Linked DNA regions of Homo sapiens: region 2 is linked to region 1. A link is a loop called in an ENCODE intact Hi-C map of the cell type or tissue named here. Cell type or tissue: breast epithelium. All regions are shown on one strand.

Region 1 (8,000 bases):
TCTCTCTCTCTCTTTCTCTCCGTGTGTGTGTGTGTGTGTCTGTGTGTCTGTGTGTTGTGTCTTTGGGAACTGTGGGGACAGAATATTTCACCCCAGCCGGCAGCTGTATATCTTTCAAACAGTGGTTTCACAAGCCAAATCCCCCTCCAAATTATTTATGGTTCCCATTGAAGCAGGCAGGATTCAGGCGCCCATGTAGGAGTTCAGCACTGGGCCTCTTTGTTGGACACAGGCCATCAGGAGACGACTCTGTCTGTGACTGCTGTGTGAACCTCCGCTGCCGTAGAAATGGTTATGTAACTTTAAACAGTAATGACATTTTACAGAAAAGTGCTTTTTAATTGCTATGTCTTCATTGTTCTCTTTCGAAATTGCCCAGGAGATTCTGCCTCCAAGACAGCTCGGCATGTTCTGAGTTTCCATTTTTAAAGAGCAGCCAGTTTTGTATTTTAGCTGCTCCCAGAAAACCCCCAACCCCAAACTTCATCTGTTTTCAGTTGCATTAAATGGGGTAGGTAATACTGCCTTTTGTATCCTTGCCAAATGGAAAAATGATTTGACGCAATTTTCTATAAATGCTCTCCCCAAATTCCTTTTGGGCTGGGACCAAGAATAGAATATTTTATCCCCTACAGAAGGGAGAAAGAAAATGATGAGCAAGCTAGAAAAATAGAACTGAGAATATAGTCTGTAGAGTTCCTTTAAGCAACAGAAACTTAACCCCGATCCATACACCCAGTTGCCTATGGGGGATTGGGATCAGCTAAAAATAAATTTGGCTCTAGAAGAGAAAATGGTGATATAGATAAAATGACTAAAAGAATTGTAGACTCAGAAAGAATTGCACACTCTGAAAGAATTGTAGACTCAGTTCAGAAGGGACTTTATTCTTGATTTGTTTTACCTCACGTTTTGGTATGTGTGTTATGCCCTTGTACAGTAGCCCTCCCAAACAGTCACTCAAACCCATACGGACTCATTGCTCATCAATGTGGAGCTCACTCAGTCTCACAGCAGCCCGTTGTTCAACTGTATAGCTTAATCTGCTAGAATCCCTTCCATGCATATTGACATATACACCTTTCTCAACAGCCCTGTCACCAATGCTGGTTCAACAGGCACAGAATTCTAAACCCTCCTGCTTATCAAAGCTCTGCAAATATGTGAAGACTGCCTTTTGATTATACACCCACACCTGTTTTTCTTTCATTAATCCTGAAGGTTTTGTTAAACCTTTAACCACTTTAATCAGAGGAGTGGCATCATCATCAATATCGTCATCGTCATCACATCAAAAATAAGAACAGACAACATTTATTGTTTGCTTGCTATGTGCCAGGAGCTTTTCCAGATAATTTGTAGGCATTCTTTCATGTAGTCCTCTCAATAATCTTTGTACATAGATACTAAGTGGAACCTAACAGGCAGGCTGAATATTTTGCTTGAGATGACTTAGGTAGTAAGAAGAGGAGCCAGTGCAGCCCTGCCCAGGTTTTTGACCACACCGTGCAGTGCAGCCATGCCCAGGTTTCTGACTACAGCATGCAGTGCAGCCATGCCCAGGTTTTTTACTACAGCGTGTGGTGTCCTGCCATAAGGCATGCTGGAGGAATCATCTTCTTTCCCACAATGTCCCTCTGAAAATATTCTCTTTTAGCTGCCATGTGAAGACAGGTTGAAAGGATGGGGCTTATTTAAGTATATATAAAACCTGAAGAAAATGGAAAAAAGATAAAAATCTAGAAACAACTGTGAATAGAAAATGGAAGAAATGCTGACCTTGTTGAGCAAATCCCTGATGAGTTGGATTAAGGAGTGTCCCTGAAGCATAAATGAGAAAAAAAATAATCCAAATAAGAATACAGTTCTCTTTTACACAGTGAGTAGTAGAACCATTACCTCATATTGGAAGCTAAAACTGTTTGCAGCTCCAAATGAGGTGGAGAGAAATGTCCTAAGCGAAAGTGCCCTAATGAATTAAGTTAGCCCAGATCTGTCCTTCTCTCTGGGCACCACAGACAATAGACCACTCTGCTGACTTTTCATAGGTACCAGAGTAGTGCTCATGTCCAAATAAATCCTTCTCTATCATTGGCTCTCTGTATTAAGACTTTGAATATTCAAGTATAAAGAGAGGATCATGAGATGTAATCCAGAGTGCTAATCCTGTAACCATGGGCTGGTCACTTCCTATTGGTAGACCATGGCTTCCTCACTGTTAGAGCAAAGAAGAGAAAATTAATTATCTAGTGATGCTTGTGTCTAGTGATGTGTTAGTTTTTATGTTACAGTGGTCCTATTAAATTATATCACTCTAATTATGTTACTCGTACCCTTCAAAACTACCAATGTGTACCTATGATCCACAGAATAATGTCCAAATTCCCTAGCATATAATAAAGCCCTTTGCACACTGGCCTCTGTCCCTCTCTACAGCTATTTTCTACAGCACGAGCACCTCCATTCATCCAAGTTCATTTCTTCACTAGGAATTTCCAGACACATGATGCCTTTCCTCTTTTAAGAATGTCCTTCCTGTTCTTCTTTTAACCTAGTGTTCTCTTACTTGCTTTTCAACCAGCCCAAATTCTGTCTCCTCTATGAAGGTTTCCCTGCTATCTAAACAATGTTATTTGCAGTCTTCTGCTGTTCATTTGCCTCATATGGCTCTCTCTGCTATAGGTCTATAAAGCCATGTTATGATGATGTGCGTCCATGTCTACACCTGCTGATTATATTGTAAACTCCCCAAGGGCAAGGATTGTGTCTTTTTTTTTTTTTTATCTCTACAGGCCTAGTGCCTAGCTCAGAACTTGTGTTTCATAAATAGGGTTTATATAAATACTTAAGGAAAGCACTTGAGGAAATAAAGAATAATAAACAATAATGTTATATTTTCAATAAGAGTTTTCTCCACAAATGGAAAAGGTATATACCATATGTGGCTCTAGCCTCAGTCCTACTATAACAGAATAGAGTATGCCTTTCAGAGATGGCCAAAGTCATGACCTGAGAAGTTTAAGTAAAAGTGATGCAACTGGAAGCCTCACCAATAATACCCTGTCTGGATCTAGGTTGGCCCAGAAATATATTGGTTCCAATACACAGGGAGAAATGTAGCAGCTTCAGATTCCTATGTATCACCTTTGGAAATTGTTAATGAAACACCTTTTTTTAAACCTTTCTGTTTTCCCTTCTTGCTATTCTCACACAGGTCTTCAGATAATCTTTCCTCAGTATCTGCAAGAGAAGTTTGTCCAGTCGGCCTTGAGCTATATCATGTGCAATGGGGAGGGGGAGTACCTGTGCCAGAACAGCCAGTGTCGCTGCCAATGTGCCGAGGAGTTTCCGCAGTGCAACTGCCCCATCACGGACATCCAGATCATGGAGTACACGCTGGCCAACATGGCCAAGTCTTGGGCCGAAGCTTATAAGGACCTGGAGAATTCAGGTAGAGAGTCTCACTCAGTGCCACTGCATGAGTGGCCTTGAGCCAAGTCTGAAAGGGAGCTAATCTAACTGGAATTAGGACTGCTGCAAGGGAAAGTTCAGTGACCCTGACCCTTTCACTTTGGAGTGTCCAGATGCAAGTATAATAGCTGTCACAGAGCAGGCACTCAATAAATCTCAACTGAATAAAATTAATGAATAGCATAATCCAGTTTGTGGTCATATGATGTATTGTTTCTGTCGTACCCAGAAGACAGAAAGAATAAATCTGCATAGGAAGCCTCTGGAGAGGGAAGAGTCAGAGGTAGTTGTATTGATTCCTTGGGCTGTGTATGTGTGTGTGGATATTTGTGTGTGTATGTGTTTGTGTGTGCACCCACACACTTCTGTCCATCTCTATAACTAGATAAACATACCTCTATGTGTATATTTATATGTGCATATGCATAGAGATATAGATATCCAAAGAATCTACAGACTATCAAAGCTCAAAGTCTCTTTTCTGGTATCTTAGTTATTTTCTGCCTTTCATAGTTCAGAAAAATGAGTTTCAGGGGTGGAAAGACAGTCATCCAAGCTCCTAAAGTGGATGAAGTCTGAAGTAGGATCTCTACCTTCATGGACATTTGAGTTTTGTTGGAAAGCCAGGCATTAATTATGTAACCATGCCAATGATTAGGAAATGTCAAGGATACGTCTGTAAAAAGGGAGGAGTTGCTGTGAACAAACGATGTAGAGTTGGGGGTCAATGTGGTCAAGGAAGTCTACCTTAAAAAAGAACAGAAATGGAAGTATCTGACTATGGTGCAGATATGAGAAGGTGATTACAGGTAGACCAATGGGAGGCACAAAGGGCCTAGGAGAGAGATGACCATGATGTGGGTTAAGGAGATGGTACAAGTTGTAAAAACTGGAAATGTGCAGATATGCCAACATATTTAGAAGGAAAAAATGGCAGAGCTTGATGTTAGATTGTCTACAAGAGTTGAAGAGAAAAGGGATATTGAGGTGATACTCATAAACCTCCTTTAGATAGGCATGTTAGACAACTTGATAGATGTTGATATCTTTCATTGAGCTAGAACACCCTGAAAGATTTGGAAAGAAGACCATGTGCTCACTTTTCTATAGGATAAGCTTGAGAATCCTTGAGACTTCCAAGAAGAGATGCCAAGCAGGTACTTAACATATAATATGTGCTCAAGTACCTGTTAAATAAATGGACTCATGCAAAAAAGCATTCCTGTCTTTACAACAACATTATATTTCTTAAATCTGTTATAATAGCCACCTTAAAGGAAGTACTAACATTTCTGAATTACAGAGAAGGGAACACCTCCTCTATAATCCTCCTGCAAGACCCAGTGTTTTCCCTAGGGTTGCACAGTTAGTAAATGGCAGGATTGGTAATGGAATTCCTGATTCCAAATCTAGTGCTCACAGCAGATTTGGTAACTTAATTTTACTTTGTCCCCCAGGCCTGAGGTTCCCTCATCTGATAAATGAGAAGACATGTTTGTGTTTTTAATATTTGAGTTTATTCAAGTCTTTAGACAAGAAATTATTTGATCAAGCAAAATCTTACCTAGGAGCCACTGTGTACCACAGATAAAAGCAGAGTTCTATGGAATAGCATTTGAAAATAACTGGTTTCTGTGAACTCTAAGCCCTAACCCAGCTCTGGGAGCCCAGAATGCATCAGGGATCCTGCTCCTACAGTGCTGTACAGCTCAAATGGAACTGTGGATGTCTTATAACGACACCCATTAGTCCACTGAAAATCCTGGGAGCCCATAAAAGAGAAAAGTTCATGATGGAAATGTACTATGATGATTATTTGGCCCCAAACAAAGGAAGCATTTGATAAAATGCTTTTGCAGAAAGATTTGGCTGATTACTACAAAAAACAAAAACAAACAAAAAAAAAACAGAGGGAATTTAGGCTATATGCACAAGGAGTAAGACTCTTTAGCATACAATCCTTATTCCCAAGGAAAAGAAACCACTTTAAGTGGATGGATGAGGAAACACAGAAAACTGAGATGCTGCTGAATAAGCTGAACAGGCCAAGAAAATGATTTATGTCACACTTTCTCCCCAAAAGGCATACACTCCCTCTAGATCTCCTGTGCTTCTCTATTTGAAATGGTTTTACCCTTTAAGACAAATCCATTCATCCGTATGTGCATCACAGCCTTGTGCATATGAGTTTTCCTTTGGTCCATTTTTAGCCCTTAACCTTCGCTACTCAGCCCAGGTGATTTGGAGAGATTAATGACCAGCCCAAAGTAAAAGCCATTGGTTCCTTGATGGCTCCAGAGTGTGGGTGGCCAAATAGGGCCTAGTTTCTATACATAAATGGCAGTCTACATCTCCTTGCTAGGGGATTCGTTGTAGTACTTCTACTTTTATTCAAGAAAGTTGGCCAGGTGCAGTGGCTCATGCCTGTAATCCCAGCACTTTGGGAGACCAAGAAGGGCGGATCACCTGAGGTCAGGAGTTCGAGACCAGCCTGACCAATATGATGAAACCCTGTCTCTACTAAAACTACAAAATTAGCCGGGTGTGGCGGCACATGCCTGTAATCCCAGCTACTGGGGAGGCTGAGGCAGGAGAATCGCTTGAACCTGGGAGGCAGAGGTTGCAGTGAGCTGAGATAGTGCCATTTCACTCCAGCCTGGGCAATAAGAGTGGAACTGTGTCTCAAAAAATAAATAAATAAATAAATAAATAAATAAATAAATAAATAAATAAAGTTAATGTATTTAACTCTTAAATTCTATTTTCTTATCAGACCCAAATTTGGGTTCATTGAAGGCCTGCTTTCCCCTTTGACATCCACGGAGCCCTCTGCAAGATAAGCTTTATGTTTTCCATGAGAGGAGAGTCTAGCTGTCCCAAACAGAACAGAGTCATCAGGGCCTGTCTCCTGCCTTCAGCCAGCTCACTGAGTCAATCAATCAGTGTAGAGTCTTGTGTCATCCTGTCAATCTTATGCTACCATCAACCGAGTACTTTCTGTGTCTCAGGAACTAGTTAGGTAGATGCAGTCCTATGCCACTATGTCATTCTCAGCATTTGGATTAGATACTATTATTCCTGTTAGCAGATGGGGAAACTGACGCCTTGAGAGAATAAGGGTCCCACAGCTGTTCAGCACTCAAGATGTGACTCCAACTCTTGCCTGTCTAACTGTCTATAATTAAATGCCTGAGTTTTTTCTAGGAGTCAGAGACTTCTATTTTTTATCACCTTTTATTTACTGTTTTCTCCTAATGTACTGAGCCTCGGGATTGCCCTTTTTATGTGTCGAGAGGAAATATAATATACTAAGTAAGAACACAGGATTTGGAGCCAGACTCAAGTCTTAATTCTCCTATCTACTGGCCATTTGACCTTGGGCAACTTCTCTGTGCCCTATTTTCTTTAAAATGGGGGCTCTAAAATACCTACCTCATAGGTTTGCTATAAAATATGGTTATATATGTTAGGTGATTAGGACTGTGCCTGGTGCCTGTCAAGAGCTATGTAAGCATTTTTTAAAATAAAATGAAAGCATAAATGCATAGTATACCTAAAATGTCCTTGGAGCTTTTATAACATGAAGTGAAAAGTGTTAGGCTGAAGATTTATAATATTTATATAAATCCAACCATTGGCCTTTTTTCCTACAAAATGATCAACCCCTTGATATTTTTAATTTTCCAGGGATGGGGTGATAGGGATTAGAATTACAACAGATTGGATTATTAGATTGGAAAACAGAAACTCAGGACACAGACCTGGATCTTGTCATTTATCAGCCACGTTACCTTTAAGAAATCATCTTCCCATTTTGGGCTTCAGTTTTCCTATTCATAGAACAAAAGAGCTGAACTAGATAATTTCTATGGATGTGCCAAGTTGACACTCTGAAACTCAGCATCACAAACTGAGGCAGAAACTTTTACCTGGGAGGCCCAAGAGTTTGTCACCATCTCTTAAGCTGGAGTTTTTTGAAATGTGAGTTGATGCTAGATGGGACACCCATACAACTTCAAACAACACTGGATCACCGGGTGGGGAAGTTGATCCATTTCAGTTCTCTGTGGAACCTGCAGATTACATCAAAAAGTTTCAGTTTGGTGCTAGCATGCCTTTAACACCTAACACTTGCTAATTGCCTGCATTTCAACATGAGAGCAGTCATGGAGGTTTGATTTTTTTAGCAGGCAACAGTGTCTGACTAGAATTTATTAACATTATCTTCAACATATTTATTTTTATAGCTACCATCTTCTGAAGGCATGCAATAGTGATTTTCTTTGGAGAATTCAATAAACATTTTGTTTTCCTTTTTTTTTTAATTTTTTTGAGACAGAGTCTTGCTCTGTTGCCCAGGCTGGAGTGCAGTGGTGCAGTCTCAGCTCACTTGACCTCTGCCTCCCGGGTTCAAGCGATTCTCCTGCCTCAGCCTCCCGAGTAGCTGGGATTACAGGCACCTGCCACCACGCCTGGTTAATTTTTATATTTTTAGTAGAGATGGTTTCGCCATGTTGGCCAGGCTGGTC
Region 2 (8,000 bases), 120 kb before region 1:
AGCCAGGATGGTCTCGATCTTCTGACCTCGTGATCCGCCCGCCTCGGCCTCCCAAAGTGCTGGGATTACAGGCGTGAGCCACCGCGCCCGCCCCCACCCCGCCTGTTTTTTGATCTGAAAGATTCCTTCTATTTCAGTCTTCTCCACTTATGGAGAGAAGATTGAATTCCAGAAACCGGAAGTGACTGCCAGAGTAAGGTGTCCCGGGAGAGGCCGTGAGGGGAAAAACACCTATCATTGTTGTTCTTCTCCCTGCATCTTTCAACAAGTACCCAGCACATTGTTAGGGGTTAAGAGTAGACAAGAGATATAAAAAACAGGAACAGCATCTAGTACAGTGCCTGGGACGTAATGCATGATGCATGGTCAATGAAGCTTAGCTGGCTTAAAGAAAAAAAAAAAAAAGCCCAATCTAATTGCAGAGGCAAAAAAAAAAAGAAACAAAAACAAAAACAAAAACCTCATAATCTGAATACCAGAAACTAATCAGAGCCTTAGAGATTGGAGATTGGTGTTTTTCAAGGAAGCAGCAGCATTGGCCTAGATATCCTCTCCTGCAACTCAACACTCCTCCCTGCATCATAGCTACCTCTGAGCCCACTTTAAAAACTGCTGACTTAAGCCAGTATCTTTATTTCAAACGTGGTGGAAATTGAGTCTCAGAGAAGAGAGTAACTTGCCCAAGGCTACCTGCCCAGCAAGTTCAGGGGGAGATATGGAGGAGCCAGGATTAGAACCCAGGCATCCTAGGTTCCCAGTGAAACACTCTTCTGACTGTAGTACTCTGCTAAGTAACCATGGAAATATGGTATATCTTTTGAAGGACAAAAGACACTTATATTCCCTCCAAGCTATAGGATTTGAGAAGGGGCTGATGTCATCAGGAAAAACTTCCTAGAAGAGGCAGAGCTTAGGTGGAACTTGAACTAAGTCCAAGAGGCAGAAACAGGCAGAGGAACTGCTCTGTATCTGTAAAGACAGCAGTAAGTTTCCCAACCTGTCAAAATTGGACTGACTGTGGTCACAGGTTCAATTCTGGTTAGAAAGCAAAAGCAAGACTAGGGAATTAGGTTAGATGTAGTTAAGGGAGAATCTTGGGCTTTTAATTAAGATGTTTGGACTTGATCCTGTAAGCCTATAGTCACAAACAGGTGCACTTGTCAACACATGGCTATGTTCTTGTATTTGACACTCACAGGGCTAGAGTGGAAGAGAGAACATTGGTCAATGCTTTAAATAGGAGAGATTTCATATACCTGTATTTCCTCCTGGCTTATCCTGAAACAAGTGACCCAGCAGCCTAAAGATCTCATTCCTACGTGGAAGCTCTCTACTGTCCTTCCAGACTGGGACCTGTGCCTACGATTTGTCACCGTATTCCCTTTTTAAAGTCTACACCTGGCCACGTCATTCCTTTGTGTTTACTGCCTGGACTGTGGGTTTTTGAGTTTGCATTCTCTGCAGAAGTGGTGATGCGCTAAAAATTCGTCATCATTGACAAGATGGAATCAATGTTAGGGGCTGTTTATTTTCTCATCAAACATTTATTGAGCATCTCTTTCCGGCAAGGGTTTAGAAAGGGGAGGATTGAGTTCAGGAGCTGAATTAGGAGGCTGGTCCAGTCAGATGAGAGAGGACGAAATCTGCTTAGAAATGGAACCATCGAGATGGAGAAGAGGTTGGCCCCTTCTCCCTCTCTCCCATTAATCCTTTTCTTAAAGAAAAGGCTTCCCCATCCCATTTCCGTGGAATCAGATGCCTGTCCATTTAGACCCATTCACCTGGTTGCTTTTATATTGTATTCATCTAAAAGGGAGCTATCCTCTTTCATTCTCATATTTTCTCTTTTTTTTTCTCTTCTCTCTCCCATTCTGTCAAGCAAACACATCCCTTCTGGTCCCCATTCCCCACAATTCACCCTCTGCATACAGAGTAGATGGTTCTGAACCTCCAAGGGTACGTGTGTGCCTTTACAGACCTGCTGAGAGCAGACCAGGAAGAGCCAGGCTGGCAGCGTCAGTTCAGTGAACTGCCTTTTCAAATCAATACGACTGCTTTGTTTCCATCTCTGCATTTGACTGCAGCATTCTTGCTCCCTCTGCTCCCCAGCACACACTCTCTCTCCCACATTTCACTCCCACCCTCACAGCCCACCCTCTCTATCACCTCTCCAGCGTGTTCCCCAAAGGTCCAAATGTTTCTCCATCCTTCACACACATTACAGCGTGATTGCTCTCGGAGTAATGAGAAGCCGAATTTGGGAAGTTGACTTCCTGGGAAATGGTTCCTATGTTAAAAACAAAGGAAAACAAAACCCACCAAAAATAAATCAACGTATGTAGGAACAGGAGAGGGTGTTTGCAGTCATAAAAACCATATGCAGGAGGAGGCATGAAGATGTGGTCTATACTTTTGGTTTCCTGCCATTAACTAGCTGTGGGACCTTGGGCAAGCCTTGATTTCCTTTTTCATAAAATAAAGCAGCTGCATTTCATTCTCTTTAAGGACCGTTTAATTTAGGGTATTCCAGAGCACTTGAAGGAAACATCACCCTGACATTTCTGAGGGGTTTTCTTTTCAATCTATACCTGACATGTAAATGGTGATGCCAATAACACATAATAAATGTGCACACCAAGAGACTTTTACCCATACATGTCAGCCTTAGCAATAACTACCTCCCTGGACATCAAGCAAGTCTCAGGTGGCATTCAAAAGAAGAACATCCTGACTGCACGAAATCTTAGTGGTTCTCAAGGAAAGCCCTTTCTCTTCTCTATGGGCCATCAGGAATAAGATGAACATCAAACCATGTTGTGAGGCTGTACCTCCTGAAGGTAGAAGGCTGGATTGGATGATACCTTTAGGCCAGTGCCCACCTGAGGAAAGTGTTGATAATCTCACAGAAAGCAGATTTTAGATTTAGAGAAGTCTGAGCACACTGCATGGCACTTGAAAGGTGTCCATTAAGTACCTGTTGAACAAATCACTGATATTAGATAGGTGTCCATTAAGCACCTGTTGAATGAATCACTGATATTGGATAGGTGTCCATTAAGTACCTGTTGAATGAATCACTAATATTGGATAGGTGTCCATTAGGTTCCTGTTGATCAAATCACTGATATTGGGTAGGTGTTCATTAAGTACCTTTTGAATGAATCACTGATATTGGAAAGGTATCCAGTAAGTACCTGTTGAAAGAATCACTGATATTGGAAAGGTATCCAGTAGGTACCTGTTGAGTGAGTCACCGATAGAGTGTGTCATAGAATGCCTGAGTTAGAAGGGCCCTTAGAGATAATTTAAAACTTCCAACTTTCTGCACAGACTAACTGAGGTCTGTGGATGGGATGAGCCTTGACTCAGATCACATGATGAATTAGAAACCTAGCTGGGCCCTGAGCTCAGGCCTCCTGACTCCCACATCAGTGCTTGCTGCACTCACCAACTCTCTTGGCATCTAACCACGTAACTTGGCTCAAGCAGCCTTAGGTTAACAGTTTCCAAAGGCCCTTCTGGGATTTCTGTAAATTATCTGAGCCTTTTAGGGGACATTCAGCTGGTGCCTTCTCTCCTCCTCCTGAGCTGGCTGTTTGTGTCCGTCTCAGTCGGGAGAATATTATAATCTTTCTCCCTGCTCTCCAGCAGTGCATGGCCACCCCATCACTCACTCTAACAGACCCTGCTGAGCTCCCACAGTATATCTGGAAGCCATTTTCTGTTTGGAAGTCAGTGGCGCTCAGCCAACATTTCAGTAATATTTGCTTTGCTAAGGCTTAGACAAATCAAATCCATTCACTTCCTCAGACTCGATCTCTCTTGTCTGGCACAATGTCCCCTCATCCAAGGCGAGCCAAGATTGAGCATGATTCTCTCTCTCTCTCTATTCCCCTCCCCCACCCCCTCCATAAAGTGCAAGTTTCTTCCTTATTTCACCAGTACAGAATTATAGTCCAAGACAAGTACTATGATTCTTGGAAGGAACATAAGAAAACACTTAAGTCTACCTTCCTCGTTGCACAGGTGCAGAGACCAAGTTCCAGAGATTTAGGGATATCAGTTGCCCCAAGTCTTGCCTCTATAGTAGTAGTGGAGGCTAGAATTGGGGTATTTTCACTTAGCTTAGTTAAGTGTCAGCTAAACCTGATGGCATGCTCTAGTTTATCCTCCACAAATAACCCTGCTTCTGACTTTATCTTGCCCTTGTTGAATTCCTATGGCTGGGGTCTGATTAGGGAGGAGCATGAGAGCTTGCTTGGGTAATCTTAGGCACACTACTTCAATTCTCAGTTTCCTTGCCTGTGGGGTGATGATTCAGTTTCCCCGTTGTGCCAACAACACGGTGTTGTGAAAACCGAATGAGGTAATGTACCCCTCAATTCGAAGGTGTTAGAAATATGCCTGCTCCTGCTGGTTGGCATGATTGGCCCTCTTCCTTGAGCAGGAATTTTCATTAGTTCAAAGTTGTGTTTATTCTATAATGAGCATTTGGGGCATCCTGGCAAGGAAGCAGGTATGATATTTTGAGGCAAAGGATCTCTTTCAGGAAACCTTCCATTCATCTAACTACCTCCTGTGTGCTGGGCCCCACTCCCAGCAGGGAAGCGGCCTTCTTCTCAGACTGCATTTAGAGCTGCCTCTGTCAGGGAGTGTATGGGCTAGAAATAGACCAGGCATTTCCTTTGGAGTTTCACAAAAATGGATCCTCTGGGTCAAAGGCCCCTTAATCTGCAAAACACAAGCTGTTTGCCTGACTTGAGGCCCCAGCAGACTTCCTAGACTTGAAGGGGCTTTGGTATGGAAAATGGTTTGTGTTTTGAAGATTAAGGGCCCTTTCATCCAAAAGATGCAATATATATTTTTTTTCTTTCCTTAGGCTCCCAATGAAACACCTTGTTCCTTTCTGATTTAAAGCCTGCAAGCTTCCTTTCTTATGCATAGATGGATTAAGGTAGACTGCACATTCACAGCCTATGAGATGGAAAGAACTTCAGTGAATACTCAGTGTCCCCTCGTTTAGGACAAGCCCTTCTCTCCTACTCCAAATATAGGCCATTCATCCCCACAAATGCATTAAAATAATACGGGAGCGTTTTAAGACTACAGATTTTTGGACCTCACCTCCAGAATTTTTAATGAAATCTGGAGGGGAAAATTTATTTTTTTTTATTTGAAGATTAGAAATATTTTAAGAACTTTTTTTTTTTTTTTTTTTTTTGAAACAAGGTCTCACTCTGTCACCCAGGTTGAAGTGCAGTGGCACGATCTTGGCTCACTACAGCCTCTGCCTCCCAGGCTCAAGTGATCCTCTCACCTCAGCCTCCTGAGTAGCTGGGACCACAGGCGTGCACCACCATGCCTGGCTAATTTTTTTGTATTTTTGGTAGAGATAGGGTTTTGCCATGTTGCCCAGGCTGGTCTCAAATTCCTGAGCTCAGAAAATCCACCTTCCTCAGCCTCCTAAAGTCCTGGGATTACAGGCATGAGCCACCACAGCCTGCCAGAAATTCACTTTAAAGTCAGAGACTGCTTGAGACTCACAAGCCACACTAGATTAAAGACACATAGCTTGGGGACCAGAGTCCTCAACCCAGTAGCTGACAGTTTAATGTGAATTAAGAGCCTAAGCTTTGAATAGATCTAGCATCAAATCCCAACTTTGGCTCTTACTATTAATAGTGTGACTTTGAACAAGTTACTTTGCTTCACTGACCCTCAGTTTTCTTATCTATAAAGTGGGAATATTAATATTACCTAGTGTATCTGTTAGCTATTACCGTAAACTTGTTATATAACAACCTCTCTCTTCCCACCACCTCACCCAATTCATTGGCTTTAAACAGCTGGCACTTGAAGCTCATGCATCAGTGGGGCAGCTAGGGCCAGCTGACCTAACCCAGGCTCACTGATCTAGGCTGGGCTGCTCTTGCTCCTGCAGTTCAGTGGGGAAGGGGGGTGCTCTACTCTAATCTTGGCTTGGCTGAGTCATGTTAGCTCGAGAGCCTGCTCTGCATGTCTTTCATCCTCCCTCTGAAATATCAGGCATGTCCTTGTGACAGTAGCAGGAGCACAGAGGTTAAGTAGAAACTCACAAGGTGTCTTGTGTACAGGCTCAGAACTGACACACCATCACTTCTGCCTCATCTGACCAAAGGGAGTTATGAAGATGAGCCCAAATTCAAGGAAAGGGGAATAGATTCTACCTCCTTAGTAGAAGGGCTAAAAAGTACATGACAGAGTGCCTAATGATAGGGAGGGGTGATGTGTTGGGGCCATTAAAGTAATCCACCACAACTATCCCATAGGTTGTTATGGAGATGAATTGAGGTAACATCTACAAAATTCTTGACACAGCTTCTGTCATACAGTAAGTGTTTACAATTTTTTTTTGTCATTAGTAAATTATTATTAATATTGTAAGGACTAAAAATGGTAGCTAGAATGGTTATATACAGAGTTCCTGAATCTAGCAACACAGATGGGAAAATAGATCCTCGGAGTGGTGACGTAGCCTTCTGAAAATCATACACATGGGACTGGTTGGGCCCTTAGAAATCAGAGAGTGCACAGCTTTTTATTCAGAGTTTGAAGGTAACAGGAAGGACCCTGGTTCTAGCTCATCAGGAGGCTTGTCCCTGCAACAATAGGAAGGCATTTCTTAGAGTTCAGCAATGGCCTCAGCTGATCCTGCTGATCTTCCTCCCCAGCTCAGATAGTGGCTTTTACCCTTTAGTGTATAACATTCACCGGAGAATTTACTAAAAGTGCAGATCCCTATACACTTCTTACTAGAGAGATTTATGATTCGGTAAGTCTGGTGAAGGGTCCAAGAGGTTGAACATTTATTAAGCATCCCTGGCGATTTTGACCAAAGTGGTCTGTGGAATATTCTTCGTGAAACCTCAGATAGTGTCAAGGGGATGGAAATAGTGAATTTCTTGTATCTTTGTATCTTTGGTTGATTCTCACGTTAGTAAAGCTGGAGGTCTTGGGCAGAATGGCAGCTGTGTAATCAATGGAGGTCTAGAAAAAGCTAGGAAGAGAGAGTGTTAAAGGATTAAGACAGACTTCATCATCTACATATTTACAAAGAAACACTCATGACAGCAGGAACACCCCCAAACCAGTACCATAGAAGGAGCCAATTAAATTCTACTGGAACCTCCCGATGTTATATATGGATGCAGATGTTGTTGACAAATTGCTGTTATTTCTTTGGGCTCTGTGTGCTGCTAGCAGTAGCGAACCAAACTGAAATTGTTTTAAGGCAAGAAAAATCCAAAACCCAAAACAACAAAATCATGTGATTGTCTTATGTAACTAAATCTTGTGAGCAGAGCTGGGCAGCAGGTTGCTCCAGGGTTTCTCTAGTCTCATCTTAGAACAAGTCTTGGTCCTGCCTTTCCAAGGCTCCTCCTCATAGTGATAAAATGCCTGCCAACCCTCCAGCTTCTCTTCCCTTTAGGTTCAGGTCTGGTAGCAAAGCCTTGCTTTCTTGGTCCTGGGGGTCTTTTACATTTTACTTCTTTAAGTCGAATCATGGACTGATCCTGAAACTACCCATCACACTACAAGAACTGAATGTGGGAAAGCAATAGAACTCCAAGTAAAAATTGATGACTGTTTCTTGTTGTTGCTGTTGTTTTGTTTTTTTGAGATGGATTCTCACTCTGTCACCCAAACTGGAGAGCAGTGGCACAATCTCGGCTCGCTGCAGCCTCCACCTGCTGGGTTCAAGCAATTCTCCTGCCTCAGCCTCCCAAGAACCTGGGACTACAGTTGCACACCACCATGCCTGGCTGATTTTTTGTATTTTTAGTAGAGATGGGGTTTCACTATGCTGGTCAGGCTGGTCTTGAACTCCTGAAGTCGTGATCCCCCCGCCTCAGCCTCCCAAAGTGTTGGGATTACAGGTGTGAGCCACTGCATCCAGCCTTGATGACTGTTAAGAAGAGAAAACAGGCCCCTGAGAGGCAAATATGAAAGGTCAATCACAT

The links. Hi-C counts contacts between places; a loop is a spot of excess contacts. Peaks named below come from ENCODE experiments on the same cell type or tissue, not always from the same donor. Only the 100,000 strongest peaks of a DNase experiment are listed, where the experiment ranks them.
Region 2: a loop joins it to region 1, with 12 times the contacts of the local background. A loop is called at or near these places in 1 of 110 quality-filtered maps.

What each region holds. Positions count from the first base shown.
Region 1 is chr9:119,209,370-119,217,369 of GRCh38, reverse strand. BRINP1 (BMP/retinoic acid inducible neural specific 1) reads left to right here. Exons shown (of 8, transcript NM_014618.3): 6 at 3,215-3,451. Among named protein-coding and RNA genes, the nearest start is that of BRINP1, 160 kb to the left of the region's middle. In breast epithelium, no CTCF peak of the experiment used is centred here; a DNase peak (open chromatin) is centred at 229; H3K4me3 peaks cover 372 bases; H3K27ac peaks cover 475 bases.
Region 2 is chr9:119,330,684-119,338,683 of GRCh38, reverse strand. The region is part of intron 1 of BRINP1 (BMP/retinoic acid inducible neural specific 1); the gene reads left to right. Among named protein-coding and RNA genes, the nearest start is that of BRINP1, 35 kb to the left of the region's middle. In breast epithelium, no CTCF peak of the experiment used is centred here; a DNase peak (open chromatin) is centred at 4,343; H3K27ac peaks cover 1,832 bases.